Linked DNA regions of Homo sapiens: region 1 is linked to region 2. The links are chromatin contacts, found by Hi-C or POLR2A ChIA-PET in ENCODE. All regions are on one chromosome and are shown on one strand. Each heading gives the region's core, a stretch centred on a gene start or an enhancer-like site at or near the end of the contact. The rest is flanking DNA. Distances are from core to core; before and after follow the strand shown.

Evidence for each region. A loop is a pair of places that touch in the nucleus more often than their neighbours do. ChIA-PET counts read pairs that join two places held with the same protein, here RNA polymerase II (POLR2A). Pooled maps may share reads with other maps.
Region 1: a map with no recorded cell type shows a loop between it and region 2 (4-fold over the local background). The contact joins two enhancer-like sites. A Hi-C loop is called at or near these places in 1 of 37 single-sample maps with no recorded cell type and 2 of 50 pooled maps. POLR2A ChIA-PET finds 5 or more read pairs at or near these places in 1 of 52 experiments (PC-9).

The regions. Positions count from the first base shown.
Region 1 is chr1:67,335,626-67,338,325 of GRCh38, forward strand. All of the region lies in intron 8 of IL12RB2 (interleukin 12 receptor subunit beta 2), which reads left to right. Among named protein-coding and RNA genes, the nearest start is that of IL12RB2, 29 kb to the left of the region's middle. Within about 2 kb of position 1,371, at least 3 of the 41 ENCODE cell types and tissues checked have a DNase peak (open chromatin) inside an H3K27ac peak, as active enhancers do.
Region 2 is chr1:65,169,258-65,172,078 of GRCh38, forward strand. All of the region lies in intron 1 of AK4 (adenylate kinase 4), which reads left to right. Among named protein-coding and RNA genes, the nearest start is that of AK4, 22 kb to the left of the region's middle. Within about 2 kb of position 1,379, at least 9 of the 41 ENCODE cell types and tissues checked have a DNase peak (open chromatin) inside an H3K27ac peak, as active enhancers do.

The DNA.
Region 1 (2,700 bases), core at 121-2,620, 2.2 Mb after region 2:
TGGCCTTTGGCTTTTTTTTTCTCATGTGCCTATAATAGTTTTATCTGTATTTGGCTAGATAACATTGAGGTTAGAACTTTTAGTGACTCTGTGACAGTTGAATGTCAAAGATTCTCCTCCCTATTAGCCCTTGTGTTGCTTTAAGCAGCAGTGATTTTACACCCCTGGTCATGAAATGTTACACTTTTTAGAGACTCATGCAGATTCAACTAATGATTTCTCTCCCATGAAGGTATACATTGCAGGTAGGCACCATTAACATTTCAGTTTACTTGCAATTTACCTTGTGAAAAGAATATAATTCTAGAATTTGATTCTTAGCTCTGTAATAATCTGTTAGGTTGTGGATTTTTAATGAGTCAGTGAGTGTCCCCTTTAGATTTCTTACCAATATGTAATTAACTGAAGACATGTACTGCTGTGGTACAAGTCAACTGGCTTTGACACTGAGCACACCCGGGTTTCCAAACCCTGATTTTACAAATGTCTGGATTATCTAGTTTGTGGAGTAGTCAGGTCTTGGTCAATGTAGTGAACTGTAATGGGAAAAGCAGGGTCTTCGGGGAAAGCAAGACCTGGGTCCAGTCCTCAGCTTTGCCATTTACCAGACCCAGGTCTTTTGTAAATCATTTAACTTTTGCCAGCCTCCTTGTCCTCAGCTGTAAAGCAGATGTAATCATATGCACCCTTGCGTTGTGTGAGGGTTAAACGAGATGATGTATATAGTGTCCGGACACCACCTGACAGTAGGTGGTTAGTGAACGTCATATCCCCTTTCCTTTGTTGCCTGTGCTTTTTTTCTTTTTGCATCTAAGCTAGCAGATAGAAGTCCCAGGTTTGATTCCTGGGCCACTCTTCATATTCCTGGAGAATTAAGAGCATTTTCAAAATGTTTTACATAAGTGTTGCTTACCTCTAAGTCCTCACTGCAAAGGTAAATACTACTGCAAAGGAGAGAAAAGAAAAGAAGTGAATGTTTAGAAAAAAACAAAAAAGAAAGTAGAGCAAGAAAGGCAGGAAAAGGAAGTAATGAAGGAGAGGATAGAACAAAAAGAAGGCCCAACTGATGGGGGATGGAAGTATCGCAGAGAAACCATTAGCTTTCTCAGAGCCAGGCACCTGCACGGTGCAGAGCCAAGGCTATGGGCTCTGGGATAAAACGGATTTGTGTTCAAAGCCTGGCATCTCTGATGATTAGTTCTGGGACCTTAAGCAAGTTCCTTAACCTTTCAGCACTTCAGTTTTCAAATGCGGGAAACAGCAAGAGCTACACTTGCTGAGCACTCACCATGTGTCAGCACGCTCCACTGAAATTCCCACTCCACCCTGTGTGATATGTGGAATTATCACCCTCATCTGACAGATGAGGGAGCTAGCCGAAGGATGTGGTTAGCATTTGTTCAAAGTCACAGAGCTGGGCTTACCCCGCAGACCTGGCTCTGAAGCTCACACTGACTACTGCAGGAGGAGGGGAGATGGAGCTGTGGATGGGCCCACACAGCACCTGCCCTCTACATGTGGGTACTTACGCTCCCTTTCTTTCTCTTTTGCTCTTCTCTTATCTCCTGTTATCCAGGTGGTGGGACTTAATTTTCTAGAAATTTCCATCTGGTTAGATGGAACTTTCTAACCTAGGAAAAAACCCCAGCGCAGCCTCCCCTCAAATACACTCTAAGTTTCACTGTTGAGGAAATTAGCTTGGTGCAGCTGAAGCCTGTTTTCAGGAGTTGTTTCTGCTGGTTCCACTCCTGGCTGTAAATCAAAACAAATCTAAGTGACTTGATGGTAGAGGAAACAAAATGACTTCACTCACTCACGTGAGCATGAACTCATGCACACACACACTCACACTTACACATACAGGAGTTGATTATTTAGTCTCTTTGCAAGTATGTTTGGTTGAAATTAAGTTGGGCCATATTTGACCATTGTCTTACAGATTGGTGGTTATTTATTTAATCAGTTCAGCCTGTGTTTTGGCATTAAATAGATAATATCACATGATTTGTTCATTCATTACTTAACAATTATTAGGAGCCTATTATATTCTAAGTGCTGCGCTGGGTATGTGGCATATTAAATGAGATAGGACTTCCCTTTAAGTACATCATTGTCTAATGATCACACACCAAATAATTGTACTATACCATGATAAGTCTAGGAATGGAGATGAACACAAGGTTTGTCATTTATATTAGTGTATTTTTACAAGACCAAAAAGTGTTTTTCTATATGAGTTGTATCTTCTCTGTTGAGAATTCTTTCTGCATTCTAGTAAAAAAAAAAAAAAAAGAAAAGAAAAGAAAAGAAAAGAACCACATATACTTTATTTTTATTTTTTTGCTCTGTCTTATGGTGCTAAAGCCACATGTACTTTCCTTGGGTTATTTTAATAACACATGTTTTAAGAGTAAGTTAAGGCCGGGTGCAGTGGCTCATGCCTATGTAATCCCGGCACTTTGGGAGGCCAAGGTGGGTGGATCTCTTGAGCTCAGGAGTTCAAGACCAGCCGGGGCAACATGATGAAAGCCTGTCTGTATAAAAAATACAGAAATTAGCCAGGCGTGGTGGTACGCACCTGTAGTCCCAGCTATGTGGGAGGCTGAGGCAGGAGGATTGCTTGAGCCTGGGAGGTGGAGGTTGCAGTGAGCTGAGATCGTGCCACTGCATCACTGCATTCCAGCCGAGGCAACAGAGCAA
Region 2 (2,821 bases), core at 129-2,628:
ACAACTCATGACTGAATTTCCCCAAATTATCTTTATTTAGAGTTTATTTGGATTGTTTCCACATATCTGGATTTTTTAAATTCCAGAACTGTATTGATTTATGCCAAATGACTTAGTGATGCAAAGCTCAGAGAGGTAGTGTGGTTGTATTTAAGAGTGTAGGCTCTGGATTTCGATCCTGATTTGACCACCCTAGCTCTGTGACTTTGGGCAGAGTAGCCAATGTTTTGTGTTTACTCATTTGTAAATGAGAGTAATGATAGAGCTAACACACAGGGTTTTCTAGTATTACACAGATTCATATATATTGACAGCCTGGCCAGGGTGAGGGGAGTGAAGCTGAGGCACTGTCCCCCAGTGAAAAGTTTAAGGGGGCACCAAAAACACTCAGTAATCAAGATAAATAATAGTTTAATGTGATAAAATGAACAACATACCAAAATTTCAAATAAATTCCAGATCTGGCCTGGTCAGGATGAGGGTGAAGTAAGACTAAGTCAGGCATATGTAGGGTCAGGTCCTATTGTTATTTGAACTTTCTGCAGTTTTTTTATCATGGATTTTTTGGGCATGTTTAAAAGTATTGCATTAAAGTATTATTTTTTCTTGGTCATTAGTTGTTCGGTTTTGTGTGTGTGTGTGGCCCCTCACTCACTCCCTCACTCTAGGTGGTGTGAGGCCAGTGTATTGGTATTTGTTATTAGTGATTACTCTAGGGTTAGTTTTGTAGAGGAAATGAATTTTAGTGCCTCATGGAAAGTCCCTCCCACCTCCAGGATATTTTCTGTTAGGTTGCGTCAGAGTCCCAATCCAAATCTCATAACTAAGATCAGTTTTGGCCAGGCGTGGTGGCTCACGCCTGTAATCCCAGCACTTTGGGAGGCGGAGGCGGGCGGATCACGAGGTCAGGAGATTGAGACCACGGTGAAACCCCGTCTACTAAAAATACAAAAAAAGAAAATTACCCAGGTGCGGTGGCGGGCGCCTGTAGTCCCAGCTACTCGGGAGGCTGAGGCAGGAGAATGGCGTGAACCCGGGAGACGGAGCTTGCAGTGAGCCGAGATCGCGCCACTGCACCCCAGTCTGGGTGACAGAGCGAGACTCCGTCTCACACACACACACACACACACAAAAAAAATCAGTTTTAAGGTATTAGAGGATGTCGTTCTTTCTTGTCTTCTGTTAAATGGTGCTTTGAATGTCATGTTTCAAACACTGCTGGAGCTCAGATCCCAGAAAATGAAAAATGTGTGCACTTAGCTTATGCGTAGAGGAGCCTAGCCAAACCAAACAGCACGTTTGAAACTTTGCTTTTCCTTTATGGCTGAGATTGTGAAAGACAGCCACAGATGGTGGCTGAGCTCTAGCTGGAACTGCTGTTAGTCGGCGCGAGATGTTCTAAGTGACGGGAGCCAGGAACTCACTGTGGTGTTTCTAGAAGTTAAATTATGATGATAGGATCTTCCTGTAATACTGGTTCTGTTCCTTGCCTTTAGTTATATCTTGGAAATCTGTCACATGGTTAGTGACTAGTGAAAGGCCAAAAAAATTTGCAGAATCAGCTATTTAAAGCTTTGTTCTTGATAGTTCAAGTGTTACGCAAGGCAAAGCAGCCCTCTGTTAAGGGTTTCAGGCTAGGTGTCTCCTTGTTAGGGTGTCATTCCTGTTGTAATTATTGGTTTGTCTTGTCTTCTTCCTTTTTTTTTTTTTTTTTTTTTGAGACAAGGTCTTGCTTTGCCATCCAGGCTGGAGTGCAGTGGCACGATCATGGCTTACTGCTGCCTCCACCTGTCACTCAAGAGATCTTCCAACCTCAGCCTCCCGAGTAGCTCGGACTACAGGCACATGCCACCATGCTTGGCTAATTTTTTTTTTTTTTTTTTTGTGCAGATAGGGTCTCACTATATTTCCCAGGCTGGTCTGGAAGTTCTGGGCTCGAGCAATCTGCTTGCCTCAACCTCCCAAAGTGCTGGGATTACAGGCATAATTATAGGCCTTTTTTTTTTTTTTGGATATAGACTTATTCTGTGTTTCAGAAATAGTTGCTTTTTTTTTTTTTTTTTTTTTGAGACAGAGTCTCCCTCTGTTGCCTAGCCTGCAGTGAGTGCAGTGGCACAATCTCCGCACTGCAACCTCCACCTCCCTGGTCAAGCGATTCTCCTGCCTCAGCCTCCCTAGTAGCTGGGACTACAGGCGCCCGCCATCATGCCCGGCTAATTTTGTTTTTTCAGTAGAGACGGGGTTTCACTAAATTGGCCGGGCTGGTCTCAAACCCCTGACCTCCTGATCTGCCCACCTCGGCCTCCCAAAGTGATGGGATTACAGGTGTGAGCCACTGTGCCCAGCCAATAGTTGCTCTTAAAAGGTCAGGTAAAACGAATGTTGTTGATCGTTTGCCTAAAATATATAGGGTTGAATAGACTGATAATCACCATAGCAGCTATCATTGGATTTTATTAGGTTTAAATTTATCTGAAGATTGTCATGTCTTTAAGTCGCAAAGAAGTGGAATCTAATTATATACTTAGGGCTAGGCATGGTGGCTCATGCCTATAATCCCAGCACTTTGGGAGGCTGAAGTGGGTGGATCACTTGAGGTCAGGAGTTTTAGACCAGCCTGGCCAGTATGGTGAAACCCTAGCTCTAGTAAAAATAAAAAATTAGCATGGTGGCACATGCCTATAATCCCCGCTACTCGGGAGGCTGAGGCTTGAGAATTGCTTGAACCCAGGCGCAGAGGTTAAAGTAAGCCAAGATTGTGTCACTGCACTCCAACCTGAGCAACAGAGAGAGACTCCATCTCAAGTATATATATATATAT